Linked DNA regions of Homo sapiens: region 2 is linked to region 1. A link is an interaction called in ENCODE POLR2A ChIA-PET data of the cell type or tissue named here. Cell type or tissue: A673. All regions are shown on one strand. Links, peaks and the distances in the headings refer to the core of each region. The heading gives the core; the rest is flanking DNA.

Region 1 (10,526 bases), core at 1,385-9,384:
TCTGGGCATCCTTCTGTGGGCTGCCAGGCTGGGGTCTTTGCTGACCTTTCTGTTCCGGCGTCTCAGGCGCATTGATTTGTTTGAACAGTTTATAAACGTTTGTTTGAACTCTGCAAATATTTTCCTGAGCGTGTCTTTTGACTTTGCTTACGGTGGGTTTTGCCAAAGAGGAATTTTTTTTTTTTTTGACAGAGTCTCACTCTGTTGTCCAGGCTGGAGTGCAGTGGCGCGATCTTGGTTCACTGCCACCTCCTCCTTCCGGGTTCAAGCGATTCTCCCGCCTCAGCCTCCCAAGCTGGGATTGCAGGTGTTCGCCACCATGCCCAGCTAATTTTTGTATTTTTAGTAGAGATGGGGTTTCACCATGTTGGCCAGGCTGGTGTCGAACCCCTGACCTCAAGTGATCCTTCTGCCTCAGCCTCCCAAAATGCTGGGATACAGGTGTGAGCCACCGCACCTGGCCAGGATTTTAAATGTTTGTTATACATGAGCATCTCCTTTGTTTTTTTTATGGATCTCTTCCAAATTTTAAGATTATAAAAAAATCACCTGTATTTTGTTCCGATTGCATGTTTTACACTTAAATTCTGAACTACTTGAAATTTAACTATGCTAGTGGGGCTCACGGAGGAAGCAGGGGTGATTCTGACCCAACCCTCCCCTCCCCTCCCCTCCCCAGGGGATGCTGGGAGATGTCTAGGGATGTCTCTGGTTGTCACGACTGGGGGGTGCTCCTGGCATGAGTGGTTGGAGGTCAGGGACACTGCTCAACATGGCCCCATCCAAGAGAATCATCCAGCCCCAATGTCTACAGTGCCCAGGAGGGAGAGACTCTTTCTTTCTCCCTTCCCTTCCCCTCCCCTCCCCCTTCCCTTCTCCTCCCCTCCCTCTTCCCTTCCCCTCCCCTCCCCTTCCATTCCCCTCCCCTCCCCTTCCCCTCCCCTTCCCCTCCCCTTTCCCTCCCCCTCCCCTCCCCCTCCCCTTCCCCTCCTTCCCCTTCCCCTCCCCCTTTCCCTTCCCATCCCCTTCTCTTCCCCTTTTCTTTTCTTTTCTCTTTCTGACAGAGTCTCGCTCTGTCACCCAGGCTGGAGTGCAGTGGCATGATCTCAGCTCACTGCAACCTCTGCCTCCCAGGCTCAAGTAATTCTCTGCCTCGGCCTCCCGAGTAGCTGGGATTACAGGTGCATGCCACCACGCCCGGCTAACTTTTGTATATTTAGTAGAGACAGGGTTTCACCATGTTAGCCAGGCTGGTCTTGAACTCCTGACCTCGTGATCCACCTGCCTCGGCCTCCCAAAGTGCTGGGGTGACAGGCGTGAGCCACCGCACCCGGCCCATTCATTATTTCAAAACTGACTTCAGTCCCTGCTCACACTGGACACCAGAATAAACTCCCGATGGGGCAGATGGTGTAAATCAGGGGGACCCCCAGCTCCTGGGATTCATCTCCTCTCTCCCTCCCAACTCAGGGTGTGGATTTCAATGTGTGCAGCCTCCTGGGACCTCAGCATGGCAGAGGATCATGGGACGCGGAGTCTCTTGGGGGTCCGTGGAATCCCCTAACCCGGGGGGTCTCAACCAGGGGTGATTCTGCCTCCAGGGGACATCTGTAATTGTCATGATGGAGGGATGCTCCTGGCATGGAGTGGATGGAGGCCAGGGACGCTGCTCAGCACCCTATGGTGCCCAGGACGGCCCCACCCCAGAGAATCATCAGGCTCTGATGTCCACACACGCAAGGGGAGGCCCCAGTAGAGGGGACGGAATTAGTGGTGAGCAGGTGTGGTGCCGGCTGACCTTGAAGGGGTTCTCTGTTACAAAGGGTGGCGTGGGATGCGGGCTTTTCCTGATCTTTTAATAATGTTGCTAGTCATTCATTGAGCACCTCCTGTTTGCTGGGCGCTGGGCTGGGCGAGTGCGGCTTTGGCTCCTGCGGGCACAGGGTGGGAAGCTTGGAAACTCACCTCCCTACAAGGACGGACGGGGAGGAGAGCGAGGCTGTGAGGGGTGCAGGCGCCTGCGGGGGTCTCTGACCTCTGGGTGGCAGCCTCTCCAGGAGAGCAGGTGCGCCGCCAAGTGAGGGCCGTGGCTGCCTGTCCTGATGACAAAACCAGCACCGTGATCCCCTGCTCCTATCCTTCTGCAGGCCCCAGGGCAAAACAACAACGACAACAGCAAAGACGGGCCGGGCTCGGGGGCGGGGGGAGCCTGTTCCTGGGGCCTCTGAAGCTCGATTTGCAGAGGGCTGCTGTTACCGCTGGCGGCCACGAGGGGGCAGAGGAGGCCCACGGAGTTTCCTGGCCCCGGGCCTGGAGCCGGCAGGGGGCTGGAGATGCGGGGGGTGCAGGTAGGGACGGGGGTGCAGTGGGTGTGCAGGTGGGTGCAGGTGAGGACAAGTGGAGTTGGAGGTGCAGGTGGGGACAGAGGTGCAGGTGGGGACGGAAGTGCAGGTGGGCGCAGGTGGGCACAAGTGGGGACGGAGGTGCAGATGGGCGCAGGTGTGCGTAGTTGGGTTCAGGTGGGTGCAGGTGGGGATGGAGGTGCAGGCAGTGCATACTGACTGTATCCCAGATGTCTTCAGTCACCCCCGAGCCCCTCTTTAAGCTCTGTCACTACCCCCACTGCAGTTTGCTTGATACCTTCCTGGTTCAACACTGACAGCCCTAAGTCCCAGGCAAACCCAGATGGTTGGCCCCTGCCCTAGGGGCCCCTGTGGGCACACTCAGAGCCTCTCTGCCCAAAACCAGAGGCGGTCCCTGGGTGTTGTGCGTGGCAGGAGGCGGGAGGCACTGGCTCTGCTCCCCAGGAGTGGCCTTAAGGCAGTCAGGGAATGCACCTCACACTCGGGCACAGAGGTGTCTCCAGAGCAGAGCTCGGACCAGAGAATGGAAGGCATAAAGCATCCCTGGAGGGCTGGGTGGCCCTGGGAGAGTGCAGGTCATCCTGCCATGGGAATCAGACCCTGGCTTGTCCCCACCATCAGGCCCTGGGGTGCCTGTCATCCCCCCTCCCAGATGTCATGCTCCTCAGGGTGAGAACTGGCTGTGGACCTGGGGCTGCCACTCCCCAGCTCAGAGAGGGGTCATTGTCCTGGCGGGCAGAGGGCCTGGATCCTCGCCTGTGAGTTAGAGACTCGTGCGCCCCTGAGTGAAGGCAGTAGAGAGCTGGTTCAGTTTGGCCAGAGGAGAATTCCATCCACCCCCTGAGTGGGAGGGAGAGAGGAGGTGAATCCCAGGAGCTGGAGTTACCCTGATTTATGCTGTCTGCCCCTTTGGGAGTTTATTCTGGTGTCCGGTGTGAGCAGAGAGCAGACTCTGTTTTTTTCCAAATAACACAGGGTCTCTCTCCCCCTGGCTCCTGTAGACATTGGGGCCACATTTTTCTCTGGGGTGGGGCTGTCCTGGGCACTGCAGGCTGCTGAGCAGCGTCCCGGGCCTCCACCCACTCCATGCCAGGTGCACCCGCCAGTTGTGACAACCACAAATGTCCCCAAATATCACTCAGTGTCCCTTAGGGGACAGAATCACCCCAAGTTGGCCAGGCACGGTGGCTCACACCTGTAATCCCAGCACTTTGGGAGGCTGAGGTGGGCGGATCACTTGAGGTCAGGAGTTCGAGACCATCCTGGCCAACATGGTGAAAACTCCTCTGTACTAAAAATACAAAAATTAGCTGGGTGTGGTGGCGGGCGCCTGCAATCCCAGCTACTCCGTAGGCTGAGGCAGGAGAATCAATTGAACCTGGGAGGCAGAGGTTGCAGTGAGCCGAGATTGCACCATTGCACTACAGCCTGGGCAATACAGCGAGACTCCGTCTCAAAAAAAAAAAAAATCACCCCAAGTTGAGACCTCCTGGGTCTCAGGTGTGTCCCATGATCATATGGACCTCTGAGGTTCCAGGAGGCTGCACACACTGAAATCCACACTCCGAGTGAGGAGGGAGAGAAGAGGCAAATCCCAGGAGCTGGGGTCCCCCTGTCTTACACCGTCTGCTCCATTGGGAGTTTGTCGTGGTGTCTGATGTGAGCAGGGGACAGACTTGATTACTTTTTTTTCCCTCAAATTAAGGCAGGGTCTCTCACATTCAGCACTGAAGACTTTCTACCCCTTAGGAGACACTGGGGCTGGGGGTGGGGTTGGAGATGCAGAGGGTGCAGATGGAGATGGGTTCACGGGGCACCTGCACCCACCTGTGCCCACCTGCACCCACCTGCACCTCTGTCCTCACTCATCTGGGGCAATGTCTGGGGATATTTGTGGTTACACGACTGGGGGGTGCCCCTGGCATGGAGTGGGTGGAGGCCCGGGACGCTGCTCAGCAGCCTGCAGTGCCCAGGACGACCCCACCCCAGAGAACAATCCGGCTCCGATGTCCACAGAACCCGGGTGAGAACCCCTCTTCCAGGATAAGCATTTCTTCAGCCTTTTTGCTTCTTGCCTCACTGAGTGCGGAAGAACTTTGCGACCTCCAGATCACCGAGTGTGTTTTTCTGGTAGCTCCTTGTTCTCCCGGCGAGGGTTTTTTTTTTTTGGTAACATTTCTGCTGAGAGCTTTACTGGAGCCTCTTATCCTGAGAAGGGCTCTTGTGTGGTAAGCAAACTCCAGTCCCCGCGGCCAGTCAGAGCGGGTTTATTTCCCCCTGGTCGGTCACCAGATTTCAGCATGTCCTGGTCGTGTTGAAATTCACGTTATTATCAGTTCTTTTCGCGGACAAGTTGTTCCCCTGAAAGAATTGCCAAGATATACAGCCAGAGCCTGAAAACGCTCTGCTCCCGGAAGGTCACAGCTCATTGCTACCACCCTCCCCGAGAGAAAACGTGTGTGCAGCCCGCAAGTAATTACGGGGCGCTGTGCCGAAATCAGGGGCTCTGCCACAGTCTCCAGGACTCAGAAACCTCTCCCTGTACCCAGCAGCCTCCACATCTGTAGCCCAGGACAAGGCAGTGCTTCCCGGCGGTAGGAGAGCTTGGACATGACCTTGACCCTCTATAGCAGGGGTCATCTGGGTGATGCCGCCCCCCACCCCCAACCCCGGGGACACTGAGCAATTTCTGGGACATCTGTGGTTTTCGCGACTTGGGGGAGCTCCTGGCATGGAGTGGGTGGAGGCCAGGGATACTGCTCAGCACCCCGCAGTGCCCAGGACGGCCCCACCCCAGAGAACAATCGGGCCTCAAATGTCCACAGTGCTGAGGGGGAGAAACTCTGGGTTCATTATTTTGGGGAAAAAAATTCGAGTTATTTTCCTGCTCATGATAGGCACCATAAACGCCCAGTGGGGCAGACGGTGTAAACCAGGAGGACCCCCAGCTCCTGGGACTCACCTCCTCTCTCCCTCCTCACTCAGGGTGTGGATTTCAATGTGTGCAGCCTCCGGGGACCTCAGCAGGGCAGAGGATCATGGGACGCGGAGTCTCTTGGGGGTCCGTGGAATCCCCTATCCCAGGGGGTCTCAACTCGGGGCAATTTTGCACCCAGGAGACATTTGTGGCTGCCTCGATTGGTGGATGCCATGGGGTGGAGGTCAGGGGTGCCACTCAGCACCCTGCAGTGCCCGGGGCAGCCCCACAACCAAGAATGATTCAGCCCCAAATGCCCACAGTGCCGGGGGGAGAAGGCCCGGTGCAGAAGAACCTGCCTCCCGGGTGAGTTGAGAGCAGGCTTCTGTCCTCTTCTGGACAGAATTACTACAGCTCCCACTCAAGCCCCGGTAAACAGACACCCGTTTTCAAGCCCACCGATGTCCTCTCAATGAATCCCCGTTTCAGAGCTGTTATTGCGACCACCTGACTCTACTGATTGAGGCTCCATACCCAGAGAGGCTCACATCCACGACCACCGAGCCCGGGGATCTGAGTACCCCAGCCCAGTGTGCAGACCACAGCCACCTCTCGTGTGTGTGTGTGTGTGTGTGTGTGTGTGTGTGTGTGCGCGCGCGCGCGCGCGCCTGTTGCTAAGCAACCGCTTGAACAGTCAGCCTCCCACAGAACGAGGGATGAGGCACCAACTTGGTCATCGGCAGATTCATCGAGCCTTGGCCGCCTTTGACTCAAAATACACACGGCGGTGACAGTCGCATATGATGAGATGCTGGGGGCAGGGGACATGGGGGAGCCGAGTGGAGGCCAGAGAGGATGGCTCTGCCAATCTGTGGCTTGACCTTGACCCTCTCTGACCCTCTACAGCAGGGGTCAGAGTCCATTGCCCAGGACAGCAATGATGAGGCCCGTTGGATGCTAATTTTCCTCCCATCCGCTTCATCGTTTTAGTGAACCAGCACCCACCTGCAGGGCCCCTGCCAGGCTAACACCCTCGGATCTCTGCGCAGACACTCCCGGTGCCGCCTGGGGATGCGTGTCATAGATGGTTAAGGTGCAGCCTGGGGAGGCCCAAGGTGGGGTCTGTTGAGAAGTTAGGGGCCTGGTAGAGGGGCCCCCTGTCCCACCAGCAGGGTTCAAGGGGCTGAGGGCTCCTGAGCAGACATGGGCCAGGCAGAGGCCCAGGCGGGTGCCCCAGTGCAGAGCCCACTGTGGCTGGATGAGCCTCGTAATGACTTCATGTTAGAGCCTCAGCTTTACTTATTTATTATTTTTATCGGACATGGATCTGAATTATTATTCTTATATTCTTGTTATTATTATTATTTTAGAGTCAGAGTCTCACTCTGTTGCCCAGGTGCGAGTGCAGTGGTGCGATCATAGCTCAGTGTAACTAAGGGGTGCTCCTGGCAGGGAGTGGGTGGAGGCCAGGGACTCTGCTCAGCACCCTGCAGTGCCAGGGCAGCCTCACCCCAGAGATGGATCCAGTCCCGATGTCCACAGTGCTGACGGTGAGAGACTTCCCTGTAGAGTAGAAAGTCTCTGTTCGTCAGCTGTTTTTACAATTCCCAGTCTGTTTTCTGTGTGCGTGTGTGTGTGTGTGTGTGTGTGTGTGTGTGTGTGTGAGTTTTGTTTATAGCAGGTTGGGTTTTTTTGTTTTTTTTTTTTTTGAGATGGAGTTTCACTCTTGTCTCCCAGGCTAGAATGCAATAGCATAATCTCGGCTCACTGCAACCTCCACCTCCCGGGTTCAAGCAATTCTCCTGCCTCAGCCTCCCAAGTAGCTGGGATTACAGGTGCCTGACACCACGCCTGGCTAATTTTTGTATTTTTAGTAGAGACGGGTTTCACCATGTTGGTCAGGCTGGTCTCGAACTCCTGACCTCAAGTGATCCACCTGCCTCTGCCTCCCAAAGTGCTGGGATTACAGGCATGATCCCACACAGCGCCAGGCCAGGAGTCTTACCTTTCTAGGAGGCAGAGTTTATCTGTTCTTTTGGGGCTCCTTTCTCTAGAGAATGGGGGAGAGGGCAGCACCAGGGTGATGATGTCCCCGCAGAACAGGCCGTCACGGGATTAGCCTAGTCGATGCTAGTTGTCCTTATTGGAGATCTTGGGGAGACGCCCTGAAAATGCTGTAGTCTGCCTTGGCTGGTTCAACGTCCTTTCACCCCTTTTCTCTCTTCCTCTTTCAGAAATGGCACTTCTAGGGTCAGTCGGCTTCATTTTAGAAGTTAGCAAAAGAAGGAAAAAACTGCTAAAGCCGGGGTCGAAAACTGTGGCCCCCAGGCCAAGTCCCCCATCTAGTTCCTGTTTTTATAAATAAAGTTTTATTGGCATACAGCCACAGACATGCTGTGCCCCCACCCCAGGCCCAGTCTGGCCCTCCACTTCCTGTTTTTATAAATGAAGTTTTATTGGCACACAGCCACAGACAAACTGCAGCTCCCTGGGCCAAGTTCCCCCCTCCACTCCCTGTTTGTATAAATAAAGTTTTATTGGCACACAGCCACAGACATACTGCAGGTCCCTGGGCCAAGTTCTCTGTTCCACTTCCTGTTTTTATGAATAAAGTTTTATTGGCACACGGCCACAGACATTCATTTACCTGTCATCAGTGACTGCTTTCATACTACAAGGACAGAGCTCAGTGGCCTTTTGCAGAAAAGGTTTGCTGACCCTCAGCCTAGAGGCCTTGAGTTATCTGATTTCATCTCATAACCACTCGTGAGGAAAGAATGATCGTCACTGGACAGATAAGGATGCTGAGACCTAGCGAGGTTAAGTGGCTTCATGAGGTGACATAACCAGCAGTTTAGGGCTTGGGCTCCCAACTCTGCCACCTACTGGCTCTGTGACCCTGGGCCATCTCTGTGCTTTTCTGAACCTCAATGCCCTCGTCTGTGAAAGGGGGGAGAATAGGCAGTGCCTGCCTCTCAAGGGGTTAATGCATGTCAAGCTGTCTAATACTAAATGCACCATTCTTCCTCTGGTCTTCATGCCTGCTATGCCTCCTCAGCCCCACACAGTGCTGTTGAGACAATCAGATAATGTCATAGTCATTAGACCTTTTTGATGATATACTCAGACATACTCAGGAGGAAACTGCTGAGTTGCTTGGCTGATTGTGGAGGGACATGATGTCCAAACCCTTGTGTATGAATAAGTTTGAAAGCTGACCATAAAATCCCAGAATGCTCTAGTCTGCAGCACATAAAGAGTGTATTAGCTAGCTATGGCTGCGTAACAACTACCATGAATGCAGTAGCTTAGAGTGACACCCATTTATTATCTCATGGTTCCATAGGTCAGAAGTTTGGATGTAGTGTGGCTGGGTAAGACCCTGCACAGAGGACCCAGCCACACTATGTCCAAACTTCTGACCTCGGAGATGTGAGCCAGGGCTGCATTCTCATCCGAAGGTTTGTGTGGTGACGGATCCCCTTCCAAGCTCATTCCAGGCTCATTCAGAATTCAGTTCTTTGTGGTTGATAGACTGTTTCTGTTGCGTTGTTAGCTGTCAGGAGGGGGCAACTCTCAGCTCTTTGAGGCCACTCTCAGGCCACTTGGCCTTCTCCATAGGCCCCTCATGCTTCCAGGCTCTCATTTCAGGAAAGGCCCAATCCCTTTTAAAGGGTCACCTGATTAGACCAGGCCCACCTAGGATAATCGCCCTTTCAGTGAACTCAAGGTCAACTGATTTAGGACCTTATTTACCTCTTCAAAATCCCTTCTTTCCTGAAAAGCAACCTAATCAGGGGAGTGATATCTCATCATGTCCACGGGCCCTGCCCACACTCAAGGGGAGGGGGTTCTACAAGATATGTTCTCCAGGGAGATCTTAGACTCCTCTTGGTGGCAAAGGGAAGGGGGGGCCTGCGTTCGGCCTCAGCCAGGACCGAATCAGCAGGACCTTCACTCCCTTTTTCTGGCGTCCATCCCTTCCTCTTGCAGGAGTACTGCCAGGTCTTTGGGGAGAGGGTGGGGGTTATTGGGAGAAAGGAGGCATTTGGAAAGTAGGTGGCAGGCTGTGTCCCAGTTACACCTAAATGTGTCTCCACTTATTAAAAAAAAAAAACAACCTTTATTTTGAAATCATTACAGATTCAGAGGAAGTTGCAAAAATCACACAGAGCAAAAAACATCACATGTATCTTCACAGTTTCCCCCAGTGGTGACATCTTACGTAACCATAGTACAAAACCAGGAAATGGACCCTGGCACCATGTATGTGCAAAGCTCTGTGCCCTTTCGCACACATGCAGACTCGGCTTCACCTTATTTATGGGTGTGCAGGAACATTAAGTGTCCATAAATGTGGACGGAGCTCCTCTTACTCGTGGGCATGGGGTCAGAGGGAGGCGGGAGTACAACCAAACAAAACCATCTAGACTTTGACCGTTGATGTGGGTGCCAGGTTCCAATCACCGTGTGCCCCCACACTGCGTTCAGGGCTACGCTCTTCTGTCTTCTCCCACTAGTCTGTGAGTCTGTGAGGTCTTGTCCACTACCTCTTTAGGCAGCCAGCCCTTCTGGTGGGCTTTGTCGTGGGGAGGGGGTGGCACTAGGTGTGTTCTGGGGCTCCTAGCACTAGAAGACTTGTTTCAAATCCAGAAGCACCTCCTATTCGTGTGGGCGCCCAGGCAACTTACCTGACCCGTCTGTGACTCTGTGTCCTTGGGGACCTCCTATTCTAAACACAAGAGCGTGGCCTGCTGTCACCGTCACCATCCTGGCATCTGCAGAAGAGCCACCAAGCGCTGCCTCCTGAGAATTTCTGGAAGGAGGAGATGACTGGTAGAGTGGAAAGTTATTGAAAGGGACATTTGGAGTTCTTTCCAAGGGACATAACCCATCTCCCAATATCCCCTATCCATTTGCTCAACCTTCAGAGAGACCTACTAAGATATCCAGTTGTTCACCTCAAGTCTTCAACTTTCCCCAAAGTTCTTTGCTGTTTTCTCTGTGCCTTGCACAGAGCCTGATGCATAGTACGTGCTCCTTGGGGGCCACTTTGTGTGTGTTTCCTACTAATGGCACCTACAGCAGCAATGGCCACCATGTCTTTTACAGCTACAGTCCTAGGCAGAATTCCAAGATGGCGCCCAAGACCCCCACCGCCTGGTGCCCACATCTTATCTAATCCCCTGCACTTGAGGATGGGCTGGACCTGCGAATACGATGGGGTGTCACTCCAGTGGTTAGGT
Region 2 (10,526 bases), core at 983-8,982, 360 kb before region 1:
TTTGGGAGGCCAAGGTAGGAGGATCGCTTAAATCAGGAGTTTGAGACCAGGCACAGTGGCTCACGCCTGTAATCCCAGCACTTTGGGAGGCCGAGGTGGGAGAATCACATAAAATCAGGAATTTGAGACCAGCCTGGGCAACAGAGCAAGACCCTGTGTCTACACAAAATTTTGTTATTTCTATTAATTTGAGACAGAGTCTCGCTCCGTTGCCAGGTTGGAGTACAGTGGCACGATCTTGGCTCACTGCAACCTCTACCTCCCGGGTTCAAGAGATTCTCCTGCCTCTGCCTCCTTAGTAGCTGGGATTACAGGCACGTGCCACCATGCCCAGCTAATTTTTGTATTTTTAGTAGAGATGGGGTTTCACTGTGTTAGTCTCAAACCCCCGACCTCAAAGTGCTGGAATTACAGGTGTGAGCCACCACACCCAGCATCTACAAAAAAATTAAACTAGCCGAGCACGGTGGTACATATATGTAGTCTCAACTACTCAAGAGGCTGAGGCAGGAGGATGGCTTGAGCCCAGGAGTTGGAGAGGCTGCAGGGAGTCGTGATGGCACCACTGCACTCCAGCCTGCATAACAAAGTGAGACCCTGCCTCAGAAAAAAAAAAAAAAAAAAAAAAAAAGGCTTAGAGCCACCAGGCTGGACGAAGTCCTTCCAGATTTCCACAAGTTGAGCAGGGACGGGATGGGAAGGCCCCTTTCCCTTCAGAGGACAGGACGCGTCCACACTCTGCCTTTCCCGGGTGCTTTATTACACGTGATGGCGACCAGTCTACACCACAGACTAGATCGTGCGATGCCACAGAAGAGCCTTCCCGCTTCCCTCCACCATGTCCCCCTTGTTGGGGGGGGGGAAGGGGGGGGATGAAAAGAGGAGCCGGAGTGGGATGACAGCAGCGAGGCCCCTCAGTAGGTGATCTGGTACACGGAGGCGTGCTCCCCGGAGCCTGTGACAACGAGGCGGTTGTTGGAAGAGACGTCACAGCACGTGACTGGAGACATCTCAGGCACCTGGAGGGGGGGCAGTGGGCAGTGAGCTGGGGTAGGGCTCACACACCCCTGGTCTCCACCTGTCAGCTCAAGCATGAAGCATCGTCTCTTCAAAGAAAGACAGGGTCTTGCTCTGTTGCCCAGGCTGGAGTGCAGTGGTGCAATCTCAGCTTGCTGCAGCCTCGACCTCCTGGACTCACACAATCTTCCTGCCTCAGCCTCCCAAGTAGCTGGGACCGCAGGTGTGCACCACCACACTCAGCTAATTATTATTTTTAATTTTAAAAGTGTTTTTAATTATTATTATTATTTTTTTAGATGGAGTCTCTGTCACCCAGGCTGGAGTGCAGTGGCACAATCTTGGCTCACTGCAAGCTCCGCCTCCCTGGCTCACGCCATTCTCCTGCCTCAGCCTCCCAAGTAGCTGGGACTACAGGCGCCCACCACCACGCCCAACTAATTTTTTGTATTTTTAGTAGAGACAGGGATTCACCGTGTTAGCCAGGATGGTCTTGATCTCCTGACCTCATGATCTGCCCGTCTCGGCCTCCCAAAGTGCTGGGATTACAGGCGTGAGCCACCGCACCCGGCTCAGCTAATTATTTTTTGTAGAGATGGGGTCTCACTATGTTGGCCAGGCTGGTCTCGAACTCCTACACTTAAGAGATCTTCCTGCCTCAGCCTCCCAAAATGCTGGGATTAAAGCCGTGAGCCACCACACCTGGCTACTTTTTAAGTTTTTTGTGGAGACAGGGTCTTGCTGTGTTGCCCAGGCTGGTCCCTTTGGGGCCACCCCCGGGTCCTGCCCCCAGCCCACCGCAGTACCTCGAACACTTTTGTCCCCGCCGGCATGCTGTAGACGCCAAGGAAGTCGTCCATTCCAACGCTTGCCCACCACTGGCCTGGGAGAAATGGAGCATCAGCGAGACTTAGAACCACTACCTTTTTCCTTCCCAGAGTTCATCCTCCCCACCCACCTTTTTTTTTTTTTTTTTTTTTTGAGACAGGGTCTCACTCTGTCACCCAGGCTGGACTACAGTCAGTGGTATGATCACAGTTCACTGTGGCCTCAGCCTCCCCGGGCTCATGGGGACACCAGTGGCTGAAGGGGGAAGGGCGGAGGCGGACCGCGCCGGTGGGGCGGGTGGGGAGGAAGGGCCCAGGCACCCACCCCCTTCCCTCCCTCATTCCACTATAAGAGCATCCCCAAAATTGGTTTCTGCTACAGAAGGGTTCTGAGGTGTCCTAGAGGGTTGGGTGGGGAGCTGGCATTAGGTGGGGTCTTGTGGGAGGCTGGGGGCTGCAGGGGAGTCCCCTCATCTTCCGCCAGCCGCTTACCAAAGGGGGAGAACTTGACGCTCAGGATGACGCTGTCTTTTTGCCCCACCATGTGCCGCTGGCTCCCGCTGGTGCTTTGCAGCCACTGCTGGCCATTGGCCATGCCCAGCAGCACCCAGTCCTCCTGGGGGCTGTGGGACAGGCTCATTATCTAGGTAATGGGCAGTGGGGAGGGAGGAACCTGGTTAGGTCCCAGCCTGGCCCAGGAAGCAGGCAGGAGCCTGGGGACCTATCCTGGAGGCCGGGTGACTGACCCCTTCCTAGCTGTGCAGCCCTGGGACAAGCAACTTCGTATCTGTGCCTCAGTTTGTTGGTGTGTAAAATGGAGAGTCTTCCCTACTTTGCACCTGATACAGCATGAGTGTTTATTTTGAGACGGAGTCTCGCTCTGTTGCCGGGCTGGAGTACAATGGTACGATCTCGGCTTACGACAACGTCTGCCTCCTGGGGTTTAAGCGATTCTCCCGCCTCAGCCTCTTGAGTAGCTGGGACTACAGGCATGCGCCACCATGCCTGGCTAATTATTCTGTTTTTTTTTTTTTTTTTTTTTTTTTTTAGTAGAGACGGGGTTTCACCATGTTGGTCAGGCTGTTCTTGAACTTCTGACCTCAAATGATCCACCCGCCTTGGCCTCCCAAAGGGCTGGGATTACAGGCGTGAGACACTGCGCCCGGCCTGCAAAGAATATTTCTAATGATCTCTGTGTTTGGAGCATCAGTGAGACTTAGAACCACTACCTTTTTTCCTTCCCAGAGTTCATCCTCCCCCCCCCCCACCCGCCTCCCCCCCTTTTTTTTTTTTTTGAGACAGGGTCTCACTCTGTCACCCAGGCTGGACTACAGTCACTGGTATGATCACAGTTCACTGTGGCCTCAGCCTCCCCGGGCTCAAGCCATTCTCTCACCTCAGCCTCCCAACTAGCTGCGACCCCAGGTACGTGCCACCATGCTCAGCTAATTTTTATTTTTATTTTTTGTAGAAACAGGGTCTCACTATGTTGCCCAGGCTGGTCTCAAACTCCTGGGCTCAAGTCTTCCTCCCACTTCTGCCTCCCAAAGTGGTGGGATTGCAGGCATACGCCACTGTGCCTGGCCAACCTCATTTGTTTTTGAGACAGAGTTTCGCTCTTATTGCGCAGCCTGGAGTGCAATGGCACGATCTCGGCTCACCACAACCTCCACCTCCCGGGTTTAAGCGATTCTCCTGCCTCAGCCTCCCGACTAGCTGGGATTATAGGCATGTGCCACCATGCCTGGCCAATTTTGTATTTTTAGTAGAGACGGGGTTTCACCATGTTGGTCAGGCTCGTCTTGAACTCCCGACCTCAGGTGATTTGCCCTCCTCGGCCTCCAAAAGTGCTGGGATTACAGGTGTGAGCCTCTGCGCCCAGCTCTGATTTTTGTATTTTTAGTGGAGATGGGGTTTCACTATGTTGGCCACGCTGGTCTCAAACTCCTGACCTCAGGTGATCCACCCACCTTGGCCTCCCAAAGTGCTAGGATTATAGGCGTGAGCCACGGAGCCCGGCCTCAACCTCATTTTTTAATCTGAGGACCAGAGGATGCCTGGCCAAGCAGACCCCATCCCGGCCTCCGCACCTGAGACTTGAATTGGTACTCCAGAGGTTTCATGATGGTCCTCTGGTCCCAGCACCGCAGACAGGCATCCGGACCCCCAGTCCAGATGTTGTAGCCCTTGACCACGATACTCTTGACTCCATCAGGATAACCCTTGAGGTCCCTGGCCAGAAGGGACATCGGGAGGCAATCAGGTCAAGACTCTGAGGTTTGGGCCCCCGGAAACACCAGTCACTACATTTGGGCATGAAAGGGACAGTGCCACCACCCAAAAATCTCTGCCTGCACAGAGTGTCAAAGTTGGCAGAAAACAGACACAGGATCTAGTGCCGGCCCCTCCCAGCCCTCAGCCTCCCTTCTCCGTCCGCCTGGGCCTCCCCTTGGCCTCACCTAGGCCTCCCCTTGCCTCTTCCACCCTGAGTCCACCCGAGCTCTGAGGCAGGTCTACAGGAATCCCTTCAAGCAGGGAAGGGGAATAGTGCCGGGCGGGTGGTGTGCTGTATTTTACGTCAGCCATTGCTTCCTGCAAACATATGCTGATAGATATCTTATATGTTATAAATACATATATTATATATATGTGTGTGTGTGTGTGTGTGTGTGTGTGTGTATATATATATATATATATACGTATTTTTTTTTTTTTTGAAATGGAGTCTCGTTTTGTTGCCCAGGCTGGAGTGCAGCAGCACGATCTCAGCTCACTGCAACCTCTGCCTCCTGGGTTCAAGCGATTCTCCTGCCTCAGCCTCCCGAGTAGCTGGCATTACAGGCATGGGCCACCACGCCTGACTAATTTTGTATTTTTAGTAGAGATGGGGTATCTCCATGTTAGCCTGGTCTCAAACTCCCGACCTCAGGTGATCTGCCCGCCTCGGCTTCCCAAAGTGCTGGGATTACAGGCATGAGCCACCATGCCCAGCCTATTTACATATATTTAATATGTGTGTGTGTATACATATATGTATGTATGTATGTATGTATGTATGTATGTATGTAAAATTTTTTTTTGAGTCAGAGTCTCACTCTGTGACCCAGGCTGGAGTGCAGTGGCACCATCTTGGCTCACCACAAACTCCGCTTCTCAAGCGATTCTCCTGCCTCAGCCTCCGGGGTAGCTGGGATTACAGGCATGTGCCACCACGCCGGCTAATTTTCATATTTTTTAGTAGAGAGGGGGTTTCGCCATGTTGGCCAGGCTGGTCTTGAGCTCCTGGCCTCAAGTGATCCACCCACCTCGGCCTCCCAAAGTGCTGGGATTACAGGTGTGAGACACCGCACCCAGACTGTTTTTTATATATGTATATATTTATGTATATATTTATGTATATATTTATGTATATATTTATGTATTTATATATATATTTATTTATATATGTGTGTATTTTTTTTTCTTTTTTGAGACAGAGTCTTGCTCTGTCGCCCAGGCTGGGAACGCAGTGGCACAGATCTCGGCTCACCGCAAGCTCCGCCTCCCGGGTTCAAGGGATTCTCCTGCCTCAGCCTCCCGAGTAGCTGGGACTACAGGTACCCACCACCGCGCCTGGCTAATTTTTTTGTAGTTTTAGTAGAGACAGGGTTTCACCGTGTCAGCTAGAATGGTCTTGATCTCCTGACCTCGTGGATCTGCCTGCCTCGGCCTCCCTAACTGCTGGGAGTACAGGCGTGAGCCACTGCGCCCGGCCAATTTATATATACATATTTTTAAATAGACTATATAAAAATTCTATTTAATTTTTATTAAATAAAATTTATTCTATTTAATAAAAATAGAATAAATTCGTTTTATTCATTACCCAGGTTAATCTCGAATTCCTGGGCTTAAGCATTTGTCCCGTCTTGACCTCCCAAAGTGCTGGGTTTACATGTTTGAGGCACCAGGCCTGGCCTGCTGTTTTATATTTTTACAACAAATTTGCCCTCTAACAAGCCTTTGAGTTTGGGGCTGTCACATCCTGTGTCCAGGTGGGGAAACTGAGGCAGACAAAAAGTAAAATGCCCTGGGCTGCAAGGAACGCAGTCCAGCCAAGATTCAAGTCCGCACCTCTAAACTTTCTCAAATCCAAGTTCAAGGGGGCAAGGGGTTTTGGCTGGGAGAGTGCTATATCCCAGGTTCAGGAGGTGGCAGGAAGGCGGGCAGAGGTGGTAGCAGTAAGGTGGGCAGAGGTGGCCACAGGAGGCTGGCACAGGATGCTTCCCCTTCCCACCCCCCAAACGCACCTGACCACACTCTGATCCCGCAGGTCCCAGATCCTGACCACACCACTGGTGAAGCTGGCGAAGGCCAGGTTGGCATCCAGGTTGGCATCCAGGGCCTGGCAGTTGAGACCTGCACAGGGCAACTGCTCCTTCACATGCAGGGAGGGCGCCGCCAGGTCCCACACGCTCACGCTGGCCAGGTTGTAGCCACCGGTGAGCAGGCTCCTGCTGTTTGAGGACAGCAGGCAGGTGCGCAGGAAGGCCCCAGGGGTCTGGGATGGGCAGAGTCACTGTGAGCTGTCGCCCCCCGTGGCATTCTGCCTGGACTGCTTTGCCTCATGAGAGCGAACTCCTATTCATCCTTTAGGTTCCTAGCTATTATGCCCCTTTTCCCTGGAAGCCCTCTCTCCACGATCTGGGCTCTGCCAGACTCAAACCTCAAACCCCCTGTTCCCAGAAGCCCTGCATCCCTGGAAACCAAGGCCGTCCTCACCTGTATAGGCAGGTGGCTCTCAGGGAACCTGTCCTCAGCCACCTGTCCAGTCAGGCTCCACACCTTGATGCCTCTTCTGCCACAGGTGAACACGTGCCGCGTGAAGCTGCTGATGGCCGTGGCGAGCACGAGCTCCCCGTGTGCCAAGATCCGCATCTTTTCCAGTTTGCACGGGACGGCGAGTCTCTTTGACTGCCCGGGCAAGGCATCTGGCCTCTTCCATGCATCTTCAAAGTCCTCAGGGTCCCAGGATCTTGGGAGGGGAGGCCTTGGGGTAACTGACCTGCTTGTGAGCCCCTTTGCCCAGTGGGAGCCACACATCAAGGCCTAGAGGGGCTTCTTTTTCAGATTTTGGGGTCCCTCTCTCAGGCCTTGTTTTACCCTCTAGACTCCCCTCAATGTCCTGCTCATATTCCTTCAAGTATTGTCCCTTTGCCACAGCCCTCCACATACTTCTGCCTTCTTCCTAGACTGCTTTGCCCCAGGAGGAAGAACTCCTATTCATCCTTTATGGTCCTAGCTATTATGCTCCTTCCCCAGAAAAGCCTTCTTTGCCCCACCTGGGTTCTCCCAGCATCACTCCACAAGGTTGGGACAATCTGCATCCAGTTCTAACACAGCTACACCCCATCCCCTTCCATGAAAAAGTCTTCCCCAAATGCCTTGAGCCCAGTGTTGGGGCGGCGATCCTGTGAGCCTAACACTGCACTTTTTTTTTGAGACGGAGTCTTGCTGTCACTCAGGCTGGAGTGCAGTGGCGCGATCTCAACTCACTGCAACCTCCACCTCCCGGGTTCACGCCATTCTCCTGCCTCAGCCTCCCGAGTAGCTGGGACTAAAGGCACCCACCACCACGCCTGGCTAATTTTTTTTGTATTTTTAGTAGAGACGGGGTTTCACCGTGTTACCCAGGATGTTCTCAATCTCCTGACCTCGTGATCTGCCCGCCTCGGCCTCCCAAAGTGCTGGGATTACAGGCGTGAGCCACCGCGCCCGGCCTAACACTGCACTTTTCTACCCAGCCTCTGCAGCGGCTGTTGGAGAGGATGGCAGAGTAGTGATGGGAAAAGGGGAAGAAAGTCTTACACCTCTGTTCCCCTCTATGTGTCGGGAACAGAGGTATAGACAGGAAGGAATTCCCGCTGCCCCTCACCCCGCCCAAAAGCAAACAGTGCAGACACTTACATGGACTGTAGAAACCGAGAGGCTCTTCCAGGAGGCTCCTGCAGGCGGGGGAGATCACAGCTGCCCCCAGCCTCCCCGCACATCTGTGCCCACCTCCTCTACCCCACCCTGGGCAGCCTTCACGCTGGGCTACCAGCTCGGGCCTGGGTCTCACCTGGACCACACCCCAACTTGTGTTCCTGTCTTGGGAACCCTCAGGGGGACTGGAGGAGGCCTCAGGTGGCCTGGGGGCTAGTGGGGAGACAAGAGGGGCTAAGCGGCTTGCATTGGCTCCTCAGCACAGGATGCCCCCACCCCATCCCGCCTGGAGTCGGTCGGCCCCTGCCCGCTGGGATTACTGGAGGCATCTTCAGGACATGGGTCTGTTCCTGGGTCACAGGATCCTGGTGCCTTGCTTTCCTGCCCCTGGAAAATGGAAAAGTCTCATCAGGCCTGCTGACCTGCCTGTTAGGACCAGAAGACCTCGGATTCCTGGGCAGCTTGCACAGGGCTTGTCAGCTGCCTGGGGTCCTGTCTGCGGGTCCAGGCAGAGTTGCAGAGAGAGAGTCAGGGTATAGGGTCCTGGAAGCCCTGGGCTGTGGGTCCTGGGCTACTCCAGTATAGCCTCCTGGATCACCCAAGTCCCCCCCGGGGGACCCGAGGGGCAGGATGGAAGGAAGACAAATCCCACAGGAACCCCAGTGCCCTGACCTGGGGGAGCCCAACCGCCTGCCCGGAAGCCCACCCCTCTGGATAGAGCTGAGGTTGTTTACTCACCAGGCCTGGTGCCTGCTCTGTCACCATGACAACGGAGAGGAGGAGGGGGACAGAGAGAACAGCAGGGTTCACTGCACAGCCCCTGAGACGCAGCCTGTGGCTGCCCCTTCCCCCTCACCCTCAGGGACACTCACGTCTGTCTCTGGGCTTTGCCTTCTCATCGTGGACGCCGGCAAAAATCCGCCAGAGTTGCTCGGTCAGAGTGTCGTGCCAAAACCAAGGCTCCTTGTCCCAGAACAGCTGGGTCTCCGGCTGATTGTCCTCCCCCAAAGGCCGCCGGAGCCAGTCGGAGGACCTGGTGGCCATGATGTCCTCAAAGCTCGACTCCTGCAGGGTCTTGTCCTTCACCTGCTGGGGCGTCCCAGGGCTGGCTGGTTCAGCAGGTGAGACCTGGCCCGGCAGGAACAAGGCAGTGAGAGCTTTGAGGATGAGCCTTCACCCAAGCCTGTCCCCTCCCCTCCTTGAAGACCCAGAAACTCACCTCCTCAGACTGGAAACCCTGGAGTTGGCTGCAGCTCTCCACAATCTGTAAGACGTTTCCTATCTAGAAGGAGGTTGGCAGCAAAACAGTTAAATGTTGTTGCAGTTAAGGGTTTGCAATCCTACAGCATGATTATCCCCACCTGTAGAAGAAGGTATATCAATCTACTTGTTTTTTTGAGACAGAGTCTCACTCTGTCACCCAAGCTGGAGTGCAGTGGTGCAATCTCGGCTCACTGCAACCTCCGCCTCCCAGGTTCAAGTGGTTCTCCTGCCTCAGCCTCCTGAGTAGCTGGGATTACAGGTGCACACCACCACACCCAGCTAATTTTTGTATTTTTAGTAAAGATGGGGTTTCACCATGTTGGCCAGGCTGGTCTCCAACTCCTGACCTCAGGTGATCTGCCCACCTCAGCCTCCCAAAGTGCTGGGATTATAGGCATAAGCCACCACCCCCAGCCTTCATCTACTTTTTTGCAGATAAGATCTCACTCTGACACCCAGGCTGGAGTGCAGTGGTGCGATTACAGCTCACTGCACCCTCAACCTCCCAGGCTCAAGTGATCCTCCCATCTCAGCCTCCTGAGTAGCTGGGGTTACAGGTATGCACCACCACGCTCAGCTAATTTAAATACACTTTTTGTAGAAATGGGAGTCTCATTATGTTGGCCAGGCTGGTCTTGAATTCCTGGCCTCAAACTATCCTCCCACGTGTGCCTCCCAAAGTGCTGGGATAACAGGTTTAAGCCACCGCATCCGGCCTATCGCACCTGGCATATATCTTTTTTTTTTTTTTTTTTTTTTTTTTTTTTTTTTTTTTTGAGACAGTCTCACGCTGTGGCCCAGGCAGGAGTGCAGTGATGTGATCTCGGCTCACTGCAACCTCCGCCTCCTGGGTTCAAGCAATTCTCCTGCCTCAGCCTCCCAAGTAGCTGGATTACAGGCGTGTGCCACTACACAGACTGATTTTTGTATTTTTGGTGGAGACAGGGTTTCACCATGTTGGCCGGGCTGGTCTTGAACTCTTGACCTAAGATGATTCTCCTGCCTTGGCCTCCCAAAGTGCTGGGATTACAGGTGTGAGCCACCACACCTGGCCCCAGCTACTCTTTTTGGGATGTTTTAAAAAGAAAACCTGACCACCACCACACTTTGCTTCAAATGACTTCAAGCAGGCCGGGTGCGGTGGCTCACGCCTGTAATCCCAGCACTCTGGGAGGCCGAGGCGGGCGGATCATGAGGTCAGGAGATTGAGACCATCCTGGCTAACATGGTGAAACTCCATCTCTACTAAAAATACAAAAAAAAAAAAAAAAATTAGCCAGGCATGGTGGCAGGTGCCTGTAGTCCCAGCTACTCGGGAGGCTGAGGCAGGAGAATGGCTTGAACCCAGGAGGCGGAGCTTGCAGTGAGCCCAGATGCGAGATGATGCCACCGCACTCCAGCCTGGGTGACAGAGCGAGACTTGTCTCAAAAAAAAAAAAAAAAAAAAAGGCTTCA

The links. ChIA-PET counts read pairs that join two places held together with the same protein. Peaks named below come from ENCODE experiments on the same cell type or tissue, not always from the same donor. Only the 100,000 strongest peaks of a DNase experiment are listed, where the experiment ranks them.
Region 2: POLR2A ChIA-PET joins it to region 1 with 11 read pairs; 2 of 35 experiments call an interaction of 5 or more read pairs at or near these places.

Annotation. Positions count from the first base shown.
Region 1 is chr19:2,628,893-2,639,418 of GRCh38, reverse strand. The region is part of intron 2 of GNG7 (G protein subunit gamma 7); the gene reads left to right. It overlaps MIR7850 (microRNA 7850), which reads right to left and starts at 8,704; the gene lies at 8,626-8,704. RefSeq lists an enhancer at 5,397-5,536. In A673, for the core only: CTCF peaks have their summits at 2,069 (motif pointing right) and 2,272 (motif pointing right); DNase peaks (open chromatin) are centred at 2,258, 5,978 and 7,838; H3K27me3 peaks cover 1,258 bases.
Region 2 is chr19:2,985,393-2,995,918 of GRCh38, reverse strand. TLE6 (TLE family member 6, subcortical maternal complex member) reads right to left here. Exons shown (of 17, transcript NM_001143986.2): 6 at 9,028-9,090; 7 at 8,681-8,936; 8 at 8,547-8,563; 9 at 8,129-8,195; 10 at 7,945-8,021; 11 at 7,791-7,828; 12 at 6,606-6,858; 13 at 6,134-6,384; 14 at 3,935-4,076; 15 at 2,337-2,487; 16 at 1,824-1,900; 17 at 740-1,019. The coding sequence ends at 915. Among named protein-coding and RNA genes, the nearest start is that of TLE6, 13 kb to the right of the region's middle. In A673, for the core only: no CTCF peak of the experiment used is centred there; a DNase peak (open chromatin) is centred at 2,768; H3K27me3 peaks cover 324 bases.